2 separate regions of the Homo sapiens genome follow, and region 2 is linked to region 1. The links are chromatin loops, found by intact Hi-C in ENCODE. Cell type or tissue: K562. All regions are shown on one strand. Links, peaks and the distances in the headings refer to the core of each region. The heading gives the core; the rest is flanking DNA.

Region 1 (5,399 bases), core at 221-5,220:
GGATATGAACAGACACCTCTCAAAAGAAGACATTTATGCAGCCAACGAACATATGAAAAAAAGCTCATCATCACTGGTCATTAGAGAAATGCAAATCAAAACCACAAGGACATACCATCTCACACCAGTTAGAAAGACGATCATTAAAAAGTCAGGAAACAACAGATGCTGGAGAGGTTGTGGAAAAATAGGAATGCTTTTACATTGTTGGTGGAAGTGTAAATTAGTTCAACCATTGGGGAAGATAGTGTGGTGATTCCTCAAGGATCTAGAACCAGAGATACCATTTGACCCAGCAATCCCATTACTGGGTATACACCCAAAGGATTATAAATCATTCTACTATAAAGATGCATGCACTCATATGTTTACTGCAGCACTGTTCACAATAGCAAAGACTTGGAACCAATCCAAATGCCCATCAATGATAGACTGGATAAAGAAAATGTGGCACATATACACCATGGAATACTATGCAGCCATAAAAAAGGATGAGTTCATGTCCTTTGCAGGGACATGGTTGAAGCTGGAAACCATCATTCTCAGCAAACTAACACAGAAACAGAAAACCAAACACTGCATGTTCTCACTCCTAAGTGGGAGTTGAAAAATGAGAACACATGGACACAGGGAGGGGAACATCACACACCGGGGCCTGTCGGTGGGTGGGAAGGTAGGGGAGGAATACCATTAGGAGAAATACCTAACGTAGATGACGAGTTGATGGGTGCAGCAAACCACCATGGCACGTGTATACCTACATAACAAACCACGTTCTGGCATGTACCTCACAACTTCAAGTATAATTTTTAAAAAAAGGAAAAAAAAATACAATGTAATAAAATGGCTAAAACTAAAAGACTGATCATATCAAGTGTTGGCAGGTATATGGAGAAACACTACTGATAGCAATGTAAAATGGTATATGTACTCTGGAAAACAACTTGGTAGTTCCTTAAAAAAGTTAAACATACACATCTACTATTTGATAAAAGCAGCCTATTCCTAAGTATTCCCCGAGAGAAGTGAGAACATATGAAGGTGTGTAAGTCAGTGTTCATAGCAGCTTTATTTGTAATAGCCCCAAACCAGAAACAACCTAAATGTCCATCAACAGGAGAATGGATAAACAAACTATGGTATTCCATACAGTGGAATTCCACTCAGAACTACTGATATACACAACATAGATCAATCTCAAAATAATTATGCTGAAAGAAGCCACATAAAGAGTACAAATAAAGGATGCCATTTATCTAAGATTCTAGAAAAGGCAACCCAAGCTTTAATGACAGAAAGCAGATCAGTAGTTGTTTTGGGGGAGGGGGAAGGGAGGAGGTTGAGAGAAGGAACATGTAAGGGTATGAGGAAAAGGGGTGATAGATATGTTCACTATTTTGATTGTGATCATGATTTCCATAGGTGTACACCTATTTTAAAACACCAAGTTGTACATTTTAAATATGTACAGTTTATTATATGTAAATTGTATCTTAATAAAGCAGTTTTTCAAAAATAAACAAAACCAAAGAATATTTGGAATTAGTCCAAATCTATCAGTAACCTCCACCAATTTAGTTGTTTTGACTCAGTTTTTAAAACACTGAGACTCTCAAACTGAAATTTTTTAAATCTATATAAATACTATTTTTACTAAAGATATATCTAAACTAAAATTGCCTAGGAACTTGAAAATAAAGAAATGGTCAAAATAAGAGCTGGAGATGGATAGAGGGGTTACATAGAAAACTTAAGGAGAGTAAAGAATAGGAAAGTAAATTGATCAAAGTAAAAAAAAAAAACTCATGGAATACTGGTGATCCACATAAAACTGGAAATTGTACGTTTATAGTAACTTTAATCTGTACTGTTATTTTCACCAGCAATGCTTAGTTGACTCTGTATGTAAATGGGAAAAGTAGGTGGCTGGGTTGATACGAGTTTTGGGATTTGTTAGATAAAATAGAAAGAGAAAAGTATACATATATATATTCTCAAATAAGTTTGGATCCTTTGCAGTCAGGTTGAATACGAAAGGAAGCAACAGGTAATCCCACTTGTCCAACCATTCAAGACCCTTACTCCACTGTTCTCCTGTTGTACCCAGACAGTTAAACATCAACTGTGGGTCAGCCCAGCTGTCAGTCTGTTTTACTATTACCTCCAAATTTACCGTTTTCACCATCAACATGAGCCTCAACACTGCCTGTCAACTTTTTTATAACTCCTTCATTAATGTTCTTTCCTATTTCCTGAAGAAGATATTTGTTATTTGTCTTAAGTCCCCTACTGCTCTACCTTCTTCTCTGCTATCAGCAGTTAAATGCCTTCTAATTCACAGAGAAAATATGGACCACTCGGTGGAAGAAATCTATAAAACATGTCTTTCAATTTTCTGTACTTCCGCCTATCACGTAAGGTGACCAGGGAAGACTTCATTGAAAAGGTAACTTTTGAGTAAAAAAACCTGAAGAAAGTGAGGGATTGAGCTATGTGAATATCTCTCGAAAAATCATTCCAAGCAAAGGGAGTAGTGGCTGCAATAGCTCTGTGGTGGTGAAGTGCCTAATGGATTCAACAAGTGACAGAAGGCCAATGTAGTTGGAGAAGAATAAATGAAGGAAAAGAGATAATAAGAACCAGATCACAGGGCCCCAAAAGGACTTTAGCTTTTACTCTGACATGAAAAGTAATGAAGAGTTAAATAAAATGGCATAATGTGACTTACTTTGTAAAAAATTACTGGCTCCTGTATTAGGAATAGACTGAAAGGGGCAGAGGCAGAAACAGAAAGGCCAATTAGGATGCTATTTATTATAACAATCCAGGCAAGAGATGGTGACTTGGCTCAGGGTAGTGGCAATTGAATTCTAGACATATTTCAAAGGCAGACAGAACAGAATTTGCTGAGAAACTGGAGTGGGGTGTGAGATAAAGAAGTAAAGGATGACAACAAGATTTATGGCATGAGCAAGAATAGACCTGCCATTAACTGAAATGAGAAAGACTGGAGGAATAACAGGTTTTGAGGTGGATAGAATTATTAGGAAGAGCTCATTTACAGATATATTAAGTTTCAGGTATCTATAAGATATTTAAGTAAAAATGTCAAGTAGATAATTGGATATATGAGTACAGAGGCCAAGGACAAGGTGAGGACTAGAGTTCTAGATTTGAGAGATGCCAGCATGTAAATGGTATTTAAAACTATGACACTGGAGAGAAGAGAGAATGGAGGACTGACCTCTACAGCAGGGTTGTCCACCAATCTTTTGGCTTTCCTGGGCCACACTGGAAGCACTGTCTTGAGCCACACATAAAATACACTAACGCTAATGATAGCTGATGAGCTTTTTAAAAATTGTAAAAAAAAAAATCTCATGTTTTAAGAAAGTTTATCAATTCGTGTTGGGCTGCATTCAAAGCCATCCAGTGCCCTGGGTTGGGCAAGCTTGCTCTAAGGCATTCCAACACTAAGAGGCTAGGAGAAAAGGAGAAAACTAATAATAATAATAAAAAGACTGAGTGAAGCATGAAGCTAAGTAAGGCTATGAGAAAAGCAAAAGAATGTATTGTCCTAGAAACTAAAAGTGCTTTAAGAAAAAAGAAATTCTTACCATTATATTACATCACATCATGTATTTGTTTATTTCATATCTCTCCAGCAGAATGTAAGTTCTCCAAGGGTATTAGGGACACTGTCTACTTGTTCACATCTATATACCTAGCATCTGGAACAGTGGTTGATATTTAGTATCAGTGAAATTAGTGAATGCAAACATCCTGTAGAGAAAATATATTCCTATAATACTATCACACATAAAATTGATATTAATCTTTTAATGGGTATTTATATATATACCCTAATATTTTTCCTTTTCCCTAACAGGTGGTTGCAAGAGAGATTACTATATTTGAATAGTTTATTTAACTTAGGATTTTCCTTTTCTGTTTTCATTGAATAGGTAGGAATTTATTGATAAGAGGACATAGAGAAGGCGGAAGGTATTCCAAACGGAAAAAGGTGCAGTTAAAATGGGGAAACGAATATTTCAGAAATAGTCAGAACTGACAAGACTTAGTGAAGAATGAATGTAGGATACAAAGGGAAAGATAAAATCTATGATGACTACCACTCCCACAGACAGCTATCCTAGATCCAGATCCGTATTATATTAGCTTTCTAGTATGTCCTTCTGCTGTAAGCCTTTCCTTTTCCTAATTTAGCCTATTTATTACAATGTATTTTATAGACAGTTTTAACAGAATAAAACTAATCTTGTTCCTTCATTAGTTTTCTCAAAACCTGATCCGGTTTCTTCTCAGTATCTGAATATGACACCTTATGGTATATGCCTTGTTTAACTTTTAACAGAGTATATATATTCACTGAGTGCAAAAGGAAGAATGTGAATTAGAAATGTTATAATAACAAATCATATTAAAACAAAATTAACCTTATTATTGAACAGAGAATTTACATTTTCTTGTCAATTATCTTCAATAAAAACAAAATATACAAACAAAAAAAAAACCTTCTCAAGTGAGAATTCTGTCCATCTTGCTTTACAGAACATCTGAAATTACATTAAAGCAAAAGGATACCACTAAGGAACTTGAAGCTACTTCTCTTTCCTGTAGATTATATGCCTACATGTCAAATTTGATAAACCATGTCACTCTAAGGTCCTTTTGATATTCAGAAATTGATTAACATATTATAAAATACTCCTAAATAGCAATGATTCATATGATTTATTTCAACATGTTATACAGTTAATGGCAGGTTTCTAACAGAAGCTATTTCTTGAAGTCTTCTTATGGGAAATTCTAGAATAAAAACTAATTTGAAGCATTTTCAAACATATTATAAATATGATCCACATGAATTTTCTATTAAATAAGTACAATGAGAACAGATAAAGATGCATAGAGAAGTTAAATAAATTATCTAAATTATTAAGCAAGACAATCAATTCATTTTCTAACTCAAAGGGGCATAACATGTCCATTCTTGTTTTTTCCACAATTATAAATTTAGTAATATAAAACAATGAATCAGTAATGACTGATTTCCTATATTTTCTTCACTTTAATCATTAAATGACATAGGCTAAGTATTGTGCTTAGAAAACTAGCAAAAAAAAAAGTTTTAGAAAAGAAAAAAAAACTAGTAATTTGCCTTTAAATCTAGGTTTCTTGCTATATTCTTTTACATCTGTTGCCAAGCACTTTTCCTGAAGGTAATTACCAGTAATTATCTTCTGTGATTGCTATGTGCATGTCACAGACATTATCATTACTCTAATTATAATACAGTTAGCCAAAGCTGAATTGTTAAATTTCAGTTCAATTAAATGTTTGTTTTGCAGACTATTTATAAATATGACAGATGCATA
Region 2 (5,399 bases), core at 328-5,327, 160 kb after region 1:
CCCATTACTGGGTATATACCCAAAGGACTATAAATCATGCTGCTATAAAGACACGTGCACACGTATGTTTATTGTGGCACTATTCACAATAGCAAAGACTTGGAACCAACCCAAATGTCCAGCAATGATAGACTGGATTAAGAAAATGTGGCACATATACACATGGAATACTATGCAGCCATAAAAAGGGATGAGTTCATGTCCTTTGTAGGGACATGGATGAAGCTGGAAACCATCATTCTCAGCAAACTATGGCAAGGACAAAAAAACCAAACACTGCATGTTCTCACTCATAGGTGGGAATTGAACAATGAGAACACATGGACACAGGAAGGGGAACATCACACACCAGGGCCTGTTGTGGGGTGGGGGAAGGGGGGAGGGATAGCATTTGGAGATATACCTAATGTTAAATGACGAGTCACTGGGTGCAGCACACCAACATGGCACGTGTATACATATGTAACTAATCTGCACATTGTGCATATGTACCCTAAAACTTAAAGTATAAAAAAAAACCAGCGAATTTTGTTGTGTGTGTGTGTTTTACCACATTAGAAAAAATAAGCTTGGGAGATAGATAAAGATTATTTCAATTTTAGATATAAGAAGACTGAGGCTCTCAGAGAGACAAGAACATTACTAGCAGGCAGGGGATGAATCTAAGTATTGTGTGATCTGGATGGTGTACAATTTTGGAGGGCCCTACTTAATAAAAATAATATAAAATTATGATTATAAAACTGCTAGGCTACCTCAGAAGGTTTTGCAAAGGGCCTTTGCAAAGGAGAACTCTGGAGCTTAAGCTGTATTAACTCCAAGGTAAATTCACATTTGCTGTTATTATAATTGAAAAGTAAAAAAATAAAACCTATAATTCTGTTTTCAATAACAGCAAAAACATATAATACCTAGGAATACATCTAACAGAAGATGTGCAAGATCTCTACACTGTAAAGTATAAAACATTGCTAAGAGAAAATTTTAAAGACCTACATAAGTAGATAGATATACCATGTTTATGGATTGGAAGACTCAATATTGTTAAGATATCACCTTCTCCCCATATTGATCTATAGATTCACTAGAGTTTTTTGTAGAAATTGTCAACTGACTCTCACATTTATATGCAAAGAACCTAGGATGCCTACAGAAAAGCTGAAGAGAACAAAGTTAAAGGACTTAAACTACCTGGCTTCAAGACTTATTATAAAGCTACACTATTAAGACTCTATGGCATCAGGAGAAACAAATAAATCATTAAAACAGAATAGAGTGCCTTAGAACAGACCATTTACACATACAGTCAAATGATTTTCAACAAAAGCTCTATAGCAATCCAATGGAGAAAGAAAAGTGTTTTCAACAACTGGTGCTAGAGCAATTGGATATCCATCTGGAAAAGGAAGGAGATGGAACTAGATTTTGAACCCAGGTCTGTCTGCCTCTATTTCCCCTCACTACCTCTCTGCCCTCCTCCCATGCCTTGACTTTGCCCCACCTATCCTTTCTGGCCACAATGTTCAGAAAGGAACCTAGAGCTTGAGACAATGGAGCAGCCGAATCAATCATAGTGTCAGCTGTCTGCTAGGAAGATTGAGACTTGTCAAACGGAATGGAGTCTTGACTCTGAAGGAGTTGCCTGCCCTCAGTCTTTTGGCCTCTTAAGATGTCTGGGACCCTTTTGCCTGTAGTCAGGAGGGGATTTTCGAAGTTTGTGAGAATGATAATCATTGCACCTTTTCACTGTCAATGGAATGATCAAAGCCTGCTATCAGAGGTCACCTGGTAGACAAGACTAATGAACTTGCACTTTGAATTCTTGGGATCTGTTCTATTTCTATTATTTATTTATTTATTTATTTATCATTTTATTTTATTTTTTGAGACGGGGTCTCACTCTGTCACCCAGGCTGGAGTGCAGTGGTGCGATCTCGGCTCACTGCAAGCTCCGTCTCCCGGGTTCACGCCATTCTCCTGCCTCAGCCTCCCGAGCAGCTGGCGCTACAGGCGCCCACCACCACACCAGGCTAATTTTTAGTAAAGATGTGGTTTCACCGTGTTAGCCAGGGTGGTCTCGATCTCCTGACCTCGTGATCCGCCTGCCTAGGCCTCCCAAAGTGCTGGGATTACAGGCGTGAGCCACTGCGCCCGGCCAGGATCTTTTCTATTTCTGCCTCTGTGTGACTTTGGGTATGTCACTTTAACCTCCCTGATCCTTAGTTTCCTCATCTGAAAAACTGGGTTAATAAATACCTCCTCTGCTTTACCCTACTGGATTGCTGTTAGATTCAAATGAAATAGAGTATATAAACATCCTTTGAAGACTATGAAGTGTTGCATAAATATAATGTATTATGGGTCCATGTGTACCTTTTGTAGCTGAAGTGAGTAATAATATTACTTCATCTGTTTGAAATTCAAATTTTACATATCAAGTTTACTCTGTAATTATTTTTCTAGTTCATTTTGTGTTTACAAGAGAAATCTAACATTCTAGTAGTGATTCAAGATTCTTTTATTAGTGTAGCTTTTGAGTCAGAGATAACTTGTTTAAAATTTCATTTACTCATTTCTTTGATTTGATAAGTATTTAAAAATTTCACTCATTCCATTCATTCATTTTATTCAACAAGTTCTCGAGTGCCTACTGTAGGCAAGACAGTGTAAGTGCAGGGGATAAATGGATGAAAAGAGACTTGGTGTCTGTCTGGCGAGATATAGACACTTAAAGGGCCAGTTCTGCTACAATGCAACCACTGCTGTGAAGGACCCACGCGCAAGGTACTGCACTGGGGAGGAGCTTCTAAGTGTGCCTGAGATATCAGGGTGGGCTTCTCAGAGGGGGTGATGCCATAAGTTGGGACTTAAAGGAAGAAAAAAGACTTTATTAAGACAGTCTGTAGTGAGTGGTATGGGCAAAACATGGCTAGAGTGAAGGATGCTGTGGTGGGTGGAGTGGGGTGGGGAGGGAAGGGGAAAGCGGGGGTAGTGACACATGTAGGAAGGCCAGTTAAGTGGTCATTGCGATGGTCAAAACGAAACAGTGGAGACTTGAAGCAGGCTCATGGTAATGAAACTGGCAAAGAGGAGACTGACTTGAGACTTATTTAAGAGGCAGAACCCCTAGGATTTAGCAATTAGTTAATTGAATGCAAAGGCTGAAGAAAATCTCAGTCTACCTCTTTTTAGTGATGTGGTTTTCGGCACAGGGCTTGGCCTTTCTAATTCTCTGTTTCCTCATGTGGAAAATAGGCAGTAATATTACCCAATTCATAGGGTTATTGAAAGTCTTAAAGATGCTTATTGTAAAAGAACCTATCACAGGGCTTTGTACAAATAGATTTTCCACAACTAACTAGTTTTCTTCCCAGTTTCTGTTTTTCTCCTCAGCCTATGCTATAGAAGCGTTCTTCCAAATTATGGAGACTTTGCTCTTAGAAATACTCTCAATAGCTAAAGACATCTGGGGTTTGAGGCTTTGGGGGCAGCATGTCCTGCCATAACACATCTCTGGAATTTTCATGATAAAGCAACTTCTAAGCTGGATGGATCATGTTTTGAGCTCATGTGGTAATTCTTGTGTTCTTAAATTCTCTGAAGAAGCAAGTGGAGTTCCTGGTAAGGTTCTAGAAATCTCCAAATGAGGTCTGACAGTATGGACTCTGTACTTTGGGCCCGGCCGTTCAGTTTACATGGTCCTCACTCCAGACCTCCATGATGCAAGCTGATGGGAGCTGGGATCCTATGGCTCTCCTAGCTGCCAACAGGGCAGTGTGCCTCTTTCCTACTCCAACTTGGGGCAAATGAAGGAAGGATTCTGGAATTTCCCTTTAGTTCCTACATAGGGTGTTGTTGTTCCCCATACTTCAAGACCCAAAACTTTTCTCATTTTCCTATAATGCTAGAAACTACAACGAGAAATGGGGAAATGATTCCCTATTTAATAAATGGTGCTGGGAAAACTGGCTAGCCATATGTAGAAAGCTGAAACTGGATCCCTTCCTTACACCTTATACAAAAATTAATTCACGATGGATTAAAGACTTACATGTTAGACCTAAAACCATGAAAACCCTAGAAGAAAACCTAGGCAATACCATTCAGGACATAGGCATGGGCAAGGACTTCATGCCTAAAACACCAAAAGCAATGGCAACAAAAGCCAAAATTAACAAATGGGATCTACTTAAACTAAAGAGCTTCTGCACAGCAAAAGAAACTACCATCAGAGTGAACAGCCAACCTACAGAATGGGAGAAAATGTTTGCAATCTACTCATCTGACAAAAGAATAATATCCAGAAACTACCAAGGCCTTGAACACAACTTTAGGAAACACTATTCCAATCCTCCCTTTTCCCTGGTTGAAAGAAATGACGAAATCTGCCATACTTCCTCCCATGTCCTGGCTGGATGACCAGGTGGCATTAGAGAAAGCAACACTTGAGGAGAGACAAACCCTGTGTGATGTATCCCTGAGAAGGTAGAAACAGACCTTGGAAACAGTGGGTTGACTACAATACCTACTGCCTGGAGAGATGCGGATTGAAAGCCCTACAGTCTTCAGAGGTTAAGATAATTGAGAATTTAAGAGCTTTCCTAAAGTAAATACTCCCTTTATTTCTGACTACCATTTATTGGGTGTTATTGCTATAAAGGAGGGACTCGTGAGTAACATATGATATTCTTATATACAAATAATAATTAATTATCTCCAGCTCCTGTGGTCACTATTTTGATCAAGATTTATGCCACTCTTTGTAAAACTAGAGCAGAGCTGATTCTTTCCTTTGTCAACCCATTTCACATTACTTTGCTACAGACCATTCAGATCCTGAGCTCCTGGGAACCCTGTTAAGACACACCAGAGTAAAGTCATTAATGATCTGCCTGCAGAAAACCTAAGCTCTGCTTCTCGTCCCTGGCACCTTCTTTTGTGATAGAGCTTGGTCTAATGGTGTGAAATAATGTGCTAAAAAAAATTTTTTTTTTTGAGTCGGAGTCTCACTCTGTCGCCCAGGCTGGAGTGCAGTGGCACAATCTCGGCTCACTTCAACCTCCGCCTCCCGGGTTTAAGCAATTCTCCTGCCTCAGCCTCCCGAGTAGCTGGGACTACAGGCGCACGCCGCCACGCCTGGCAATTTTTTTTTTTTTTTTATTTTTTTATTTTAGTAGAGACGCGGTTTCACCGTGTTGCTCAGGCTGGTGGCAAACTCCTGAGCTCAGGCAATCCGCCTGCCTCAGCCTCCCAAAGTGGTGGGATTACAGGCGTGAGCCACCGCGCCCGGCCTGTGTTAAAACTTTGAGGGAAATTGAGTTTTTCCCCAGGAACTCTGTGCTGAGCAGGGATTCAGTCTCCTGAATGGTGTCTCTGCAGTAGAGAACAGCTGGGACGTT

What was found. Peaks named below come from ENCODE experiments on the same cell type or tissue, not always from the same donor. Only the 100,000 strongest peaks of a DNase experiment are listed, where the experiment ranks them.
Region 2: it touches region 1 in a loop (2.3-fold over the local background); 3 of 110 quality-filtered maps call a loop at or near these places.

The regions. Positions count from the first base shown.
Region 1 is chr1:117,470,790-117,476,188 of GRCh38, reverse strand. All of the region lies in intron 8 of MAN1A2 (mannosidase alpha class 1A member 2), which reads right to left. Among named protein-coding and RNA genes, the nearest start is that of MAN1A2, 110 kb to the right of the region's middle. In K562, for the core only: no CTCF peak of the experiment used is centred there; a DNase peak (open chromatin) is centred at 2,928.
Region 2 is chr1:117,309,940-117,315,338 of GRCh38, reverse strand. The region is part of intron 2 of LINC01525 (long intergenic non-protein coding RNA 1525); the gene reads right to left. Among named protein-coding and RNA genes, the nearest start is that of LINC01525, 17 kb to the right of the region's middle. In K562, for the core only: a CTCF peak has its summit at 2,656; a DNase peak (open chromatin) is centred at 2,678; H3K27me3 peaks cover 638 bases.